Linked DNA regions of Homo sapiens: region 2 is linked to region 1. A link is a loop called in an ENCODE intact Hi-C map of the cell type or tissue named here. Cell type or tissue: Calu3. All regions are shown on one strand.

Region 1 (8,000 bases):
GTGCCAAGGTCAAGTCTGCTGTGCTTTGTAAAAACAGGCTGAAGGCTTTGTGCCTTAACTAGAGAGGAGCCTGACTCCCATGGGCGAGCTTATTTGAGAATGAATCTTTGAGTGGACAGAGAAATGCAGGCATGTTATTGTCTAATTACTCTGGCTCCAAAGTGACTGCCACCTGCAACTTTGGAGACAGTGCATTGGAAATGGCAGAGAGCACACACTGGTCTAACAGCCAGAGAATGTGACCAAATTACTATAGTTAGAGGTACATGTCTCTCTCTCTCTCTCTCTGTGTGTGTGTGTGTGTGTGTGTGTGTGTGTGTGATGAAAACTATAAGGTCTGACATCAGTATAGGCTAATGAGTTCTTTCTATTGAGCTTCTAATAAGTTCTAGGCACTGGGCTAAGTTCCTTACTACACTTTATTCTAAGTTTTACTATTAATCTCCTGAGCGTGGTAGTTTTATCCTCATTTGACAGACGAAGAAACTGAGGCTCAAGCAGATAGACACTTAATTTTGGAAAATAGCTAATAAGAGGGGGTCCAGGATTCCTGTTCACCTCTATCTGCCCACAGGGTTGGTGCCACTACCACAGGTATAAAGACCAGGTGAGTTGTAATCATCACTCTATTAGTGGTAACCCTGTTGCCTGGGGTTTTCTGTTCATTAGTGTTAGAGGATTAGCAGTTTCTTGGAGGAGGAGGGGAATATTACATCCTGCATTCCTAATTGATTTACCAGTGAGAAGGATAATTACTTTCAGGCTACCCTGCAGAAATATAGTGGGAATTACCAGTGAGATTCTTACAGTGAGCAAGCTGCTTTTGTCAAGCTGTTCGAGAGGCACCGCGTGTGTGGTCGGAGGCTGGTTATGCCAATGTCGCTCTCTGGATACAACACATAACCCTGAACTATCTTTAAAATGCTGGAAAACCTTTAACCAAAACATAGCACAGAATTTTAAAATACCAGACTCCTAAGATAGTTGCAGGGTCAGGGAAAGTAAGTGGCAGGGTAACACATTTTCAGTCCACAAATATTAAAGTCTCTTACACTAAAGTAAGGCCAAAAAGGTGGAAAGGTAATTTTAGGCTGTTGAACAATCTTTTAAAAATGTCTACCTCTGAGCAAAGTATGTTTTGAGGGAGGGAGTTTCCTGCTTTCAGAAATGTGCAATTCACCTGGGCAGACAAGATGCACCGAAGAAAATGACTGCTACATAGACCTAGGTCTCAAATTCGGATGCATGCAGGGGCCAGAAGATAATGGCAAGGAAGATGTGGGCCAGGTAGAGACTTGGAAGCCCCTCTGTAAAGGGCCTTTTGCCATTAGGCTCCAAATGACTGTTGTCATGTGAAAATGAGGGCCCAGCATAGCCAGTTATTGTTAACATCCTTGCTATTATGTTCTGAGTTTTAAAGATATTTTTCTATATAGATTTTAATATGAAACATCCGTGTTTTGAAATATTTAGGAGGTGGAGTTCAGGGTTTGGGGGCTAACAGGCTGTACCAAATCTACTGTTATCCCTGTTTCCAGTTGGCAGCATGTGGCATATTCAAGTGGTAACTAAGTCTACAGGTGAAAAGTTGGTATTTGCAAAGTGGTCTTTAGAGTCACAGGAGAACACTTCGTAGACTCTCTTGCTGGGGACCTGCACTGATACCCTTATATGTGTGAGAGATAAACTAAGTCAAGTGTGGCTTACAAAGATTTCCCTTTGACTCAGAGGAAGCACATGGTTGATCCTTCAGTGCAAAGGGACTTTTTGTGTCATTGTAGGGTAAGACCACTAGAGTAGGGGTAGGGGGCAGATGTCTGCTTTCTGCTTCTGGTTTTGCCCCTGAGCAACTCAGTGTCTTTATATAGGCCACTTCCCTCCCAGGGCTTTCATTTCTCTATTTGTATAATGGCAAGTTTATGTTCTATGCTTTTCGAAGCCCCTTCCAGCTCAGGTCGTCTGGATGGCCACCATTTAGACAGTGTTTTTCAGAGGGCTTTGCAGTACCATGTGATGATCCACATTTAATTTCTGTGGCTCATTGGATAGCCAGTTGGGAAGTCCTTAGGAAGTGTAATCCTCATAGCTCTTAGTTATATGACTACATGTTGGCTGGCCAAGCCCTTAGGAAGTGTAATCCTCATAGCTCTTAGTTATATGACTACATGTTGGCTGGCCAAGCCCTGTTACCTGGGCTATCTTTTCTGAAGTTACAGTTCCTTGGTCAAAAGGTGGGTCCCTGAAACACACTGGCTCTGCTGGTAGAAGTCAGAGCAGCAGCACTACTTGCTGGCACAATTAAGGGGTTCTATCAGCATGAGCCAATGCAACTTCATAGGAGCATCACACGCATTACCCAGGGACGCTTAGCCCTCCTCCTGCAGGCAAGGGAGTTAGAGATGCTGCCTGTTCTGGTAACCCAGAATAGAGGACACCAAGTGTTGCAATAGGGAGTGGGAGCTTAGCTCTGCTGTACCACACTCCCTCCTTCATGGCCATTGACTTAATGACACATCAACCAGACATCTCTCCTCTGTGAGCCTTTCTTTTTCTCTTCGTAACATGTGCATAATAACCTGTCTGTTAAGGAGCAAAGAAGTCTCTGTTAGTGCTAGTATCTGTTTCTATTCATAAAGGCAACAAGTGTCTATGATAATAATGACAATGATAGTAAAAATAATAATACAAGAAGGAGCTAGAGTTTTTTGAGAGTTTGCTATGTGCTGAAAATTATCCTAAATGCTTCCAATGAATTAACTCATTTAATACTTCAACAGAAACTCTATGATGTTGGCACGATCATCATGCAATTTGCAGATGATGGATATTTGGTACTGAGATGTTAGCCATTTGCTCAGATTTGTTGCTGATGGTCATGTGCCTTGGTCTAATATGCTCATTTAACTCGTTTCCATTCATATTTAATTCTTAGACTCACTGCATATTGGAGCTTAAAGGGCTCTCGGAGACTGTGCAGACCCTCATTGAACAGAAGAGGCCACTCAGGGACTTGTCTGAGGTCATAGAGTCACTTGCCTCAGAGCTGGGGCGGGAGCAGTTTACAGACTCCTAGTCTAGTATTCTCTGCCAAGCCCATAAGGCTGGTGACAGCTGGAGAATTCTGATCTGATAGAGAACCTTGACTGAGAATAAGGTGAGCACAAATATGAAGTGGTAGGAAAATAGCATTCCACGTCGGTCCTGCTGAATGTCAGTTGTGTCTCTACGGCTTACAGAGATATCCACAGCCTCTCAGTACTCCACTCTCAAAGCCCAAAGGGTATTGCAGCTGGAATCTCATTTCAAATGAACCTGGGTGGGAAACCAAGGACTTGCATTCAAAACTGCCCAGAATGGTTGAGCAGCATGACAAAGGCCAAATGGCTTGATAAAGGAGCAAGAGGCTGGGTCCCTGGGAGGTGGGCTATCTGGGAAAAGAATCAGGATTTCTGTTTTAAGCCTTTCTGTTAACTACCTGTATGGCACTGAGAAGTCATTTAAATTCTCTGATCCTCACCTTCTCAATTTGTAAAATGGGGATAAAAGATCACTTACCTGTCCCCTTCTTTCAGAAGCATAACTAGCATGTTAGATATATTGTATGGGAGGGTTGTTAGCATTTTTTTATGAATTGTTCTTAATACTGTCCACTAGCTCCCATGCCTGGCCAGCAAAATGCTTTAATTTTTTTAAAAAAATTTACTTTAAGTTCTGGGATACATGTGCAGAACGTGCAGGTTTGTTACATAGGTATACATGTGCCATGGTGATTTGCTGTACCTATCAACCCGTCATCTAGGTTTTAAGCCCTGGCTGCATTAGATATTCTTCCTAATGCTCTCCCTCCCCTTTCCCCTGACAGGCCCCAGTGTGTGATGTTCCCCTCCCTGTGTTCATGTGTTCTCATTATTTAACTCCCACTATGAGTGAGAACATGCGATGTTTGATTTTCTGTTCCTGTGTTAGTTTGCTGAGAATGATGGTTTCCAGCTTCATCCATGTCCTTGCAAAGAAAATGAACTCAAAATGCTTTAATTTTTAACTGTAGAACACATGACTCGGTTGTCTTTTTCTCTTTTTTAAGAAAAGTAAATGCCGAATTAGGGGAATTAACATAGGCATGTTGCCTTATGTTAGAATGACCAGGTTAAACCACTTAATTTTTTTGTCCAAGGCAAACATGATATAAGGAATATGCACTACCAGAATAACTCCCCCTGGTGGCAGAAACCATGCTCCAAGCCCATCTGAGGCGCTGACTGCTTTTTGCCCCTTTTCAATGGGCATTGCCCTGATAGTGTGAATCCCATCAATTCAGCAGATGAGTGGGGAAATGAATATTTTCCCCCAAACCTTTAGGAAAAAGCAGGTTTTTGTTTGTTTGAGGCTTTTGGGTTTCTTTTTCCTCTTTTGTTTTTCATTTTTAAATCTTGAATGTTATTATTGAAGGCTGCAGGTATGGCAGACAATGAGCAGGTGAAGAACCAATGGTAAAGTGTCCCAAAACTGACATGTTAGCTAACAGGCTTCTGAATGAATTGCTGTGGTCCACAGAGGAGGCTGGAGAAGGTAGCAAGGAGATGCTGTATCAGTTACTACAGCCTTAAAACAAAGTTGGTGTCTCTTTGGACTTTCAAATTGCTCCTATGCAGCTTATTTTATTTTTGTTTAATCAAATAAGAGAGCCTTTCCATGGCAAAAAATAAAGAACATATCTAGGAAAAATGAGAGTTGTAATTTTGTTTGAAAGAAATGAGCTACAGAAACAGAAAGATTGTTACTACTGGGATGGAGCTGGCATCAAGATTGCAGACTGGAAGCCAGGGTCCGGCTGCCTGGCTGTGCCTTTAGTGCTGACCGCAGTGGCTGCTGGGCCTCCCCTCCTGAGCTGTGAGCTGCCTGCTTTCAGGCTTCCTTGGAGAGGATGCAGCTCCCAGAGGCTTGGATTTTTAAAGAGCCTCATGTCCTGCCTTATCCAGGAGGCATGCTGCCACTTTCTCTTTCCCCATCTTCTTCCTTGTCTCTTAAAACCAGACTTGCTGACTGCCTGAGAAAGACTGATTGTTCTGCTCATGGAGAGAAATGGTCCCACTTTTGTTAATTCACAGCCATCTCATTTTTTCCTGCTTCATAAATTAACATAGTTACCAAGCGGCTAGAGCAGTGTTTTGGAGATGGGTTTAGGGGAAAATGTATGAAAGGAAGAAGTAAAAAAAAAGGAAAAGAACAAAACATGAACCAAACCTCCCTCATTTACTGATTCCACGTCCAAATGTTTTTCTTCTTGGTGTATCCAGAAAAAGAACCAGAAAAGACTCCTTGCACCCCAAAAGGGAAAGTATCAGATCCCATTAGGGCTAAGAAAGCAGAAAGGAGAATCAATGAGGGGGCAGACACCGGTCTAGGAGTTTCCATCTGCCTTCGCAAGTGTGACCCAGCAATGGAATGGCTGCGAATGTGCTTCCATTCAAACTCATCACTTAAAGGAAAAAGAATCTAGAGTAATTCTTGGAAATTCAGTCTTAAGTCACAAATGTCTCTTTCTCAGCAAATATAGGTATATGGTTCTTTGTATAAATTACTGCAGTGTGCTCTGGCCAAGAATTTATTTAAAGGCTCATTAAAATGATTACTAGTTTTTTCTTTTGCATTTTATTTGAAAATGGGAAGAATATAAACCTATCCTGGCTCTTCTCCAAAGTGCCCTTTAGGGTTTGCATCGAGTATATCGTAATTTTTTTAAAAATAAAGATAATAATGATTTGCATTAAGATTATCCAGACATTTTAGAGGAATAATAAAAATTAGTCACTTAGTGTACTTTTTAGGTGCTTATGTTTGCTCAATATCTTTTAAAATTTTTATTTCTATTGTTGAAGTTTTTATGTGTCTGTATGTGTGTATATGTGCATCTAGGTGTGTATAAAACATTTTTCACAAAGTATTATGAAAACTTGAGAGTTAAGAAATATGAAAAAATGTCTGTTTCTCTTCCGTGTGAACTCTGATTTGGGCTGAACCAAGGATTTAGGGAAGCTTGTATTCCTGGATGGCCACATACAATGCTGGTTCCATTTCACTGCCTGGCTCATTTAGCCATCATAGTTGCTCAATAAAGCCTCTGAGAAGGGATTCCATTTGAGGTTAAATGGCAGCCAAGGACACACAGTAATTGTTTAGGCAGAGCCAGTGATAGGAGCAGGAAAATCAAGGGTGCAACCCAGATGAGAGGTCATTGATCTGTATCTTGAGAGAGTCAGGCTGGATAAGAGAAAATAACAACACAGTGAACATTGATGGGGGCTTCTAAGCCAGGCCTGAAGGACCAGTGGAGATCATGGGAGTTTTACACTTTGAAAGCCTTTAAAAAGAAGACAGCAAGCTGAGCACGGTGGCTCACACCTGTAATCCCAGCACTTTGGGAGGCCGAGGCAGGTGGATCACCTGAGGTCAGGAGTTCAAGACTAGCCTGGCCAACATGGTGAAACCAAGTCTCTACTAAAAGTACAAAATTAGCCAGGCGTGGTGGCGGGTGTCTGTAATCCTAGCTACTCGGGAGGCTGAGGCAGGAGAATCGCTTGAACCCGGGAGGTGGAGGTTGTGGTGAGCCGAGATCGTACCATTGCACTCCAGCCTGGGCAACAGAGCAAGACTCCGTCTGAAAAAAAAAAAAGAAGACAGTGTGTATCCAAGTCTAGAAGAGTGAATGCAGCACCAAGCTTGAAGAAGGATGTCATGCTGTGGCATAATCAAAGCTGGTAAAAGGTAGAGGCAAAAATCAGGCAGAATTTGGAAGAAATTTTGGGATTTGGAAAAGGAGGGAAAGGAAAGGGCAATCTGATAAGGTAATGAGAGTATAGAGGTTTTAAGTATGTGGGTTTTAGCAGTTTCAAGTTGGGAGAGAGAATAGGGTACGACTAGATATTATAGACTCCCAAAAGCCCAGGGATGGAGTTAGGACTCAGGGCAGAAGGACCTGGGGAGCCATAGCAGGCTTCTGAGCAGGGGCTTGAAAGCATGAGACCTGTGTCTCAGGAAGGCTGGCGACCAGCCTCTCAGACTGATGAGATGCCTGTGTTAAGCATCCCACTCTGTCCTCTCTTCTCACATGCACTGCCCTCACTAGACCTTCTGGGTGTGTTTTCTGAACATCACAAGCAAGAGCAATTTTAGCAAAGTGCTTGGGAAGGCAGGATGATGTGTTCTTCCTCATGTTCCAATGCACAGCCATATAGCAAATGGATCTCACTGCCCCTGAGGTAGAGATATCTGTAACAAATACAATCACCACCACTGGTGAAAGAAATGACTCGATTTTTTTTTCTTCAACCAAGCAGAGAGATTGCTACTGGCATGCATGCCTCCTCGCCCCCAGTTCGTGCCCCCATTACCAGCCCAAGGTCAGAATGACAGACCTCAGCACTTGGTACACACTCTGCTGGTGAGCGTGTCTGGGCAATGAGGGCCAAGTGTCCTGGGATCCTCGGGTCTGCCAGATGGCTCAGGGGTGGGTTTGAAGCCAGCAAGTCTCTGTCCCCACATGTTGGGGTCTGAGCTGGCAGGGAAGTCTGAGACATTGGCCTCAGTGACAAATGAAGGCCTTGGTCAGTGCTGCAGCCCTATGTCGAGGGCCTCCTGAGAGCAGATGCAGACAGTCAGCCCTGTCATCCCACAGCATGAATCTAACTCTGAGAAATGGCTTGGGCTGTCTTATGATGACCAAACAGAGGAAACAAATGAATCAGAGAGGACAGAAGTGTGAGAAATGCATGTGATTATCTCCTTGGCAGGGCAGCCAGAGGTAGGAAAAGTAGTGGTCAGTTTAGAGCTCCTTAATTATTCCTGGTTTCCCCCAGGGCCCAATGAGGTAGTGTGATGTGCAGGAAAGAGCGTGCAGCTCATGCTTCAGTTGCTGTGTGACCTTGAACATATTACTTGACTTCTCTAAGCCTTAGTTGTTTAATCTGTCAATGGGGCTCACAATAGTATTTTATAAAACA
Region 2 (8,000 bases), 520 kb before region 1:
AGCTCTTTCCAGTGCCCAGCCCATGTGGTGCCCAGTACATGTGGGCGTTCAATAGATACTCATTGAATGAATGGTGCTGTCACAGTGAAAAGCTAAGGCTCCTCCTTCCCTGGTGACTATGCCCCTCCCTACCTTCCTAGGTCATCAGTGAGAGAGATATCCTGGGGTCTCAGCTTGTTCGGCGCAATGATGAGTTAGCTTTGCTCTATGAGAAGATCAAGATCCAACAGTCTGTGCTGAATAAAGGGGAGAGCCAGTACAACCAGAGGTTGGAGGACATGAGAATCCTCAGACTTGAGATCAAGAAGCTTCGCCGGGAAAAGGGGATTCTTGCCAGGAGTATGGCTAATGTTGAAGAACTCAGGTAATAGATTATAGAACTCAGGGCTGAAGGCACAGTGCAACGTGGGGAGCTCCTAAAATCACTTCGTAGTCATGCTTGTTGCTCATTGAAGGTCTTTATCGAGTTGTACAAAATGAAGTTTACAGGATGAAATTATTAACAAATAATAAGAGCAGCTTTTCCATAACATCTCCATTGTGCCCATGCTGTGTCACAATAATGAACCAGCTTCCTTTCGGGGGGGTAAGGGCGAGTGCAAAAAGGTTTTTAAAAAACCGCATTCTGCATTTTACAAAAGAATTTTCAAGGAAATTAGTTACAATTCAGAAATTTTTTCCCCCAATGAGCTTTCTTGAATTTCTTTAATAAGTCAGTATGCAAGAGAGGGAGCATCAATATTGAAATTTAATCTGGTAACATTTGCACATCTTTTTCTTGGAATTATATACAGGAAGAAAAGAGGTGGAAAATATAATTTTACCACTACTTGAAAACTTCGTTTCCTTAGAAGGCGGCCAAATTTTGTATCTCACTTTTGATTTATCTTCTGCAGCTTTCACTTTAGCTTAGTGCGCCTTCTTCTTTCTTTAAATCTTGCATTACACAAGATCTACTTTCCCTTTGGGAAAACGTCACCATGTTTTATATAGGCAATTGCAGGAAACCAAATAAGAGTTCTGGTATTTTCTCAGTAGCTATCCTTATTCCCCACAGACTTGTAGATGAACAGTATCCTTGACCATCTTGGAATAAGGACATGGTTTGGATCTGCTTCTCAAATCAATTGGGTTAGAAGATAGTTTGGATATTTAAATGCAATGAATATATGCAGGAATAGCGAGGTTGCCACTATCAAGGATAAATCAATACTTTTTCTTTTTTTTTTTCTTTTGGAGTTGCTTGTATTTCAGATGACGAAAGCAGTACAAATTCATTGTAGAAAATGTGAGAAATGCAGAAAAAATATAAAGAAGGGATTAGAAAATCACTCATAACTTTACTACCCAGAGATACCACCACTGACATTTTGGAGACAAATGGATTCATTCTAAGTAGCTATCGAATAGTCTCCAAACCATCACTAAACTTGTCAGCCATGAGTTATTTTTATTACATACACAAAGGACCACATTTTATCCATTCCCATTCAGTATTGCTAGTTTGTTGTTAATATATTTTATTTTTCTTTTCAATGGGAAGACAACTTAATAAATGTTGGAGGTAAGCTAGTATGAATTCCAATCTGTCTGGCTACCTACAAGCTGTGTGACCTTGGGCAAGTCACTGACCTTCCCTGAGCTTTGGACTTGGTGTCACAATTAAACAGGAAAACAAATCAATGTGCCTAGTATAGAGTCTAGTACAAAGCAGGCCGTCAAATACGGTAGCTAATATTTCTGCCCTCCCCTTCTGATGACATTCTAGAAAATTGAAGTGTTAAAAATATGCTTTTAATTCTAAGCAGCTTGCTCTGAGCGCCCTGTTGAGTGAACATCATGCAGTTAATTCTAATGGTTTGTCTTGCTAATGAGGGGAAGTTGTATTATTGGTTTAAATGAATCGATTAAGTAAAAGAGATGGCTTAGTATTAGTAATCTGCACCCCTGCAGCAGGCGAGGACAGGTAATAATATCCTTATTGCCCATGTCAATGCAAGTGCTTGCTTCTTCTCTGCCTCCCAATGTCTCATTCGATAGGGCGACAGCCAGCTCGCAACACTGAGGATGGCTGTCACATATTACCTATCAACTACAGATTTCTGAAGATTTTAGCGGTGTGTTTCAGCCAGAGCTAGTTATTCAGGACTTTTTTAGCCATCTGTGTGGTTGTGGAACTCAGGATAAAATCTCATTACAACTTCTAACTTGGATTTCTCAATCCGGACTGCATGTGAGAATTGCCAAGACCTCTGAAGCCGGGGACCCATGCTAGACTATTAAACAGAATCCCTGTAAGGATTGGGTCCAGGAGAAGAGGTATTTTTCAAAGCTCCCCAGGGGATTTCAATGTGTAGTGAGGGTAGAGACGTATGCCCTAACTAGTGTTAGGTTATCACCTGAGCCTCAATATATTGCTGTCAGGTGCTGAGTTTGTGGACTGTAGCCTGTTCACTTATTACCACTATAGAGACATTCAGAAACATTAAACAGTATATTGAAACTGTCATAATTCACTGCTGAAATGGTCTGACTCTGTGTCCCCACCCACATCTCACCTTGAATTGTAATAATCCCCACGTGTCATGGGTGGGGTCCAGGTGGAGATAATTGAACCATAGGGGTAGTTTCCCCCATGCTGTTCTCATTGTAGTGATGTAGTGAATAAGTCTCACGAGATCTGATGGTTTTTATAACTGGGAGTTCCCCTAGAGAAGCTCTCTTGCCTGCCACGATGTAAGATGTTCCTTTGCTCTCCCTTTGTCTTCCTCCATGATTGTGAGGCCTCTCCAGCCATGTGGAACTGTGAGTCCATTAAACCTCTTTCCTTTATAAATTACCCAGTCTTGGGTATGTCTTTATTAGCAGTGTGAGAAAAGACTAATACAATCCCCCTGCCCTTTGTTCTTTTCGTATACTTATAAATTTATTGAGTATCCAGAACCATGACTCTGACTCTGAAGCCCTGGCACTTTTTTTTTTTTTTTTTTGAAAGCTAAGCCAATTCTTGAGCTCTGCAAGAATTAATATCATCTTGCCCAGAATTAGGAGGCTGGTCCCTGTGTTCACAATATTCTCCCTAACTCCAACTTTTTATATAAGACATAGTGTGTATGCAACTAATTAAAGATAGATAGGATATTCAAACGGGTGGATAATTCTTTGCAAAATCAAGTTTGTCTTATTCAGACAGGAGTTTTTTCACATGCAAAGAGAATTGTTGAAGGAGAGGACACGCTGCCGAGCCCTGGAGGAGGAGCTGGAGAATCCCCTGAATGTGCACAGATGGAGGAAGCTCGAGGTAACATCTGGCAGCGTGTTCTCCCCATCCCCAAATCTCTCCTCCTATCCCACGCGAAGCTTCTAACCTAAAGCACAATGAGAAGCGAGGTTTTATTTAATGCTATGCAAATTGTCACCTAAAATGTAAGGCTGTATCTGATGTAAATTGAGTTTTCTCAGAACCAGATGGTTCATTTGGGTTTTGTTTTAAAAGTCTTGCACAAAATTCTTTCTACCTAAAGAAAGCCCAGTGAAAGCTGTGAACCTGCCTCACCAATTGACATTTATTTTTCTGGCTTGGGTAGGTTTTGGTTAACCAGTTATCCTAAGGCTGCCTGTTAGTCTTGGATGTTCGTGGCCTTTAATGATATTGGTCACCAGCATCTCCACCATCTTTCAATTGATCTTTGCATCCTTTTATTACTTACAGAAAATACGGTTTTGTGAACTGCCCTCTTTTTGAAAGCATTGCGTTAGCCAAGCCCTTTCTCTTAGAATCTGGGGACACAGCTAAAGTCCCATTGGTAGGGGATGGATAATCAACTTCATATTTAATTTAATTCTATGACTTTCTGATAGTCATTACCACCAGCACTGAAAATGACAGTTAAAGACAAACTCTTGCTTATTCAAGAAAAAGCCATCTCTTTAGTTGTAACTAGCAATGTGGATGCTAAAAGGGCCTTCGACTAAATGAATGATCAGGGTATTGGGAGATGTAAGTATGTCATATAAGATAAAGCAGGGCAGGTATAAGAAAGAAAATCAGCCAGGGAGATTTTTGTTTTTGTTTTTCTTTTTTTTTTGAGATGGAGTCTCGCTCTGTCACCCAGGCTGGAGTGCAGTGGCGTGATCTCGGCTCACTGCAAGCTCTGCCTCCCGGGTTCACGCCATTCTCCTGCCTCAGCCTCCCAAGTAGCTGGGACTACAGGCGTCCACCACCATGCCCGGCTAATTTTTTGTATTTTTAGCAGAGACACGGTTTCACCGTGGTCTCAATCTCCTGACCTCGTGATCCGCCCACCTCAGCCTCCCAAAGTGCTGGGATTACAGGCGTGAGCCACCACGCCCAGGCTTTGTTTTTCATTTTAATTTTTTTTCTTTAAGAATGGAAAAGACAATATGTATTTTACATAGGGACCTGTAAGAGAGGAAAAAACAAAAATTCCTTTATTTTTGTTTTTACTTTTTATTTTTTCCTTATAAGAAAGAAAATCAGCCAGGTAGATTCTTGTTTTCCATTTTTATTTTTTCCTTTTAATGAAGAAAGCATTAAGGATAATGCATTATAAATTGTTATGTAAACATGAGGCCTGAATTTTAACAGCGTCCAACCCTGCCGGGTGAATGTGTGCCAAATCTAGTCCCAATAGATGGATATCAGTTGGCACTGCTTAGTATTTCTTAAGCAAAGTCAGAGTCAATAGCATCTCTCTTTTTCTTTTCTCTTTTGGACCCTCATTCCTTCCTCTTCAAATGCCAAGAGTGGTGTAGTTTACTAACCCAATAGTAATATGGATATGTCTGCAGAAGTGGAGATGAAGATTTTAAATTCATTTACTGTCACATTAGTTTATTCCATGTGTTTTCATGCAGATCTTTAAAGTTTCCAATTCCACATCAATTTCTGTTAGAAAAATTAGAAAATAGAGACTCTGGGAGGCAGTTGAAAATATTTAGCTGTTAGATTAATTCAAAATGTCAGTACAGTTGAAAGTGAAGCCTTGGCTGAAAGTGTAGAGGACACATTACCAATTTATAACTGTATATCTTGTTTGAATTGTACACAACTAGTGAAGGAACATCAAAGCTTTGTGGATTGATAATTCCATTTCAGAGCTAAATGCCATGGTAGTGTTCTGCTGCCAATAATTAGCAGAAGTCCACATCCTGGAAGCGGTCCCCATCATAGACTGCAGTGAATCTTCCTGTTGACAATTACCAAAGGAGAATCCTAAGGCTGAGTGAATTAGGGAGCCCTGCTTCATTCCATTCAAGAATTCTAGGGGCTGGGCACAGTGGCTCACACCTGTAATCCCAGCACTTTGGGAGGCCAAGGTGGGAGGATTGCCTGAGCCCAGGAGTAAACCTGGGCAGTCTAGTGAGACCCTGTCTTCACAAAAAAATTAACCAGGTGTGGTGGCATGTGCCTGTGGTCCCAGCTGCTTGGAGACTGAGGCAGGAGGATTGCTCGATCCCCCAGAGTTCAAGGCTGCAGTGAGCCATGATCGCACCACTGCACTCCAGCCTGGGCAACAGAGTGAGACCCTGTCTCAAACAACAACAACAAAAAGAATTCTGGAAAATTAAGTAAACAGAGGAGATGGTAGGGTAAGCCTCAGAGCATAGGAATTGAGAACTATGCCTTTGGAGCTTGGCATATTTGGGCGTGATTCCGGCTCTGAGCCTTGCCAGTCTGGGTAAATGACTTAGTTTCTCTCAGCCTCAGTTGTCCTATCAGTATAAAAGGAGAAGACATACTGTCTCCTAGGGCTGTCCTGCAGCTAAAGTATAATGTTGTATAAAAAGCACTTAGCATAGTATCTGGATGGTGGCAAAGAATCATATATCAAGCATAGTAGCTACCATTATTGTTATTACCACTGGTGGAATAAACATATTTACTTTGTATTCATAGAATAACTAATGCCATAGAAAAAACACTAGGAAAACTGCAGTCTGCCTTTTTGGGGACAGGAATTTATGATTTTCTCATCTATTATACTTTATTTTTGGTTCTAATTCTCTCTGTATTAGGTCTGCAGGTTTGCAACAGATTTTAATAAGACAATGTGCATTTTACATAGAGGCCTCAGTGCTTTGAAGCTGATGATATCTCAGCTGCTATTGTTGTTCCCCTTGGACAGGCCAGCGACCCCAATGCATATGAGCTGATACAGAAAATTCACACCCTGCAGAAGCGTCTCATCAGCAAGACTGAAGAGGTGGTTGAAAAAGAGCTGCTCCTCCAGGTAGCATTTTTGTTTTCTGTACTCATTGTACAAGTCCTTAGCACCACCATCTCCAGGACTACGTTCTTAGAATTAGTTATTTGGCAGCATTGCATGTCCTGTATTTAACTGTAGATGGCAACAGTGACTTACACATAAAGAACAAGCACAGCCTGATTAATTGGTCTTTTACGTTGCGATCACTGATATTTCAAGAATTCTGGAAAATTAAGTTCAAGGCTAGACTTACTGCAATGGGTAATGTGAGCAACCCCCATCCCACTTCTCTACAGTTTTATTTATCAGATTCTTTTAAACATTTTTCTTCATATCTTCATATAATGCAAAATGCTGTGATTTTGATTTTGAAAATAAGCTTTCTCATAGAGCACAAATGATCTGTTCACATGAAGATTTATGTGAGTGAAATGGAAGAAGAGATTTCTTTTTGAGGATTTTATGCAGTAAATTGTTCTGTAGCAATTAGGCCTATATCTTTGCAAGGGCCAGCTGTCATCATCATCACCATCTTCCTCACTGCCATCATCATCATCATCATCATCACTTACTGCATGCCAGATATGCTGGTGGCTTTACCTACTTGGTCCCATTTCCTCTTTGCAGTTCAGGAAGCAGGTGTGGTCATCCCCAGCTGATGACCGAGGAAGTCAGCGCCCACGAGTTTAGTGTGGATGAGAATGTCAGCTCTTGAAGTTAGATGGCTTGGTTTGGAATACTGCCAGTTGCTATGTCAGTTTAACTTCATTGCACCTGATGTTCTTAGTCTGTATTATGGGACAATAACAGAACCTGTGAAAATGGATATTGTGAGGATGGAAAGGGTTTAGTATTATCCATGGTAACATGGTGTCTAATAAATATTAGCAATTATTCATGTTACTTTGGATTCCAAAACCCATAATTAATTAATTAATTAATTTTTTGAGACAGTCTTGCTCTGTTGCCCAGGCTGGAGTGCAGTGGCGCCATCTCGGTTCACTGCAGCCTCTGCCTCCCAGGTTCAAGTGATTCTCCTGCCTCAGCCTCCCAAGTAGCTGGGGTTACAGGTGTGTGCCACCATGCCTGGCTAATTTTTGTATTTTTAGTAGAGATGGGGTTTCACCATGTTGGCCAGGTTGGTCTCAAACTCCTGACCCCAAGTATCTGCCTGCCTTGGCCTCCCAAAGTGCTGGGATTACAGGCGTGAGCCACTGTGCCCAGCCCCAAAGCCCATAATTTTAATCACTAGGTTAATATTAGTAGGAGTAGGAACTTCTATATATGAGTAAGGGACATTTGCTCCTTCTGTTTTACAGTCTACCTTAAGAAAGATATTTACCCTAAAGTTGGGTATACAGTAAATAGCCTTCCAGAATATCATGACACTGAATGGCCAACAGGGATTTTCCTCTTCTCTTGTAGATTACTGTGTGGTTGAGGGAGTAGACTTTGGAGTCCAGAAAGATCTGGTCTTAAATCAGTTTCAATCCTTGATCATTTCGTGACTTTAAGAGAATTACATACATTGTACAAATCTCAGTTTTCCCATCTGTAAAATGGGGATAATAATACGTGTTTTTTATAATGGGAGGAGGATACTCTAATCAGAGTACATAGTTTGGATGTCTTGTAAGGATAACCAATTAGTACGTGGCACTGGGCTTTGACAGTCCAGAGTTTGCTGTTCCACTGATGCTGGCCACAAGTCATTTCCCAAGTCTGTGCAGCTGGTTAAGTGCTAGGGTGGGACTTGGTCCCGGCAGTCAC

The links. Hi-C counts contacts between places; a loop is a spot of excess contacts. Peaks named below come from ENCODE experiments on the same cell type or tissue, not always from the same donor. Only the 100,000 strongest peaks of a DNase experiment are listed, where the experiment ranks them.
Region 2: it touches region 1 in a loop (4-fold over the local background); 23 of 110 quality-filtered maps call a loop at or near these places.

Annotation. Positions count from the first base shown.
Region 1 is chr10:104,921,217-104,929,216 of GRCh38, forward strand. The region is part of intron 3 of SORCS3 (sortilin related VPS10 domain containing receptor 3); the gene reads left to right. Among named protein-coding and RNA genes, the nearest start is that of SORCS3-AS1, 260 kb to the left of the region's middle. In Calu3, no CTCF peak of the experiment used is centred here; a DNase peak (open chromatin) is centred at 4,215.
Region 2 is chr10:104,400,540-104,408,539 of GRCh38, forward strand. It overlaps CFAP58 (cilia and flagella associated protein 58), which reads left to right. Exons shown (of 18, transcript NM_001008723.2): 13 at 141-364; 14 at 3,190-3,301; 15 at 6,150-6,254. Among named protein-coding and RNA genes, the nearest start is that of CFAP58, 51 kb to the left of the region's middle. In Calu3, no CTCF peak of the experiment used is centred here; no DNase peak of the experiment used is centred here.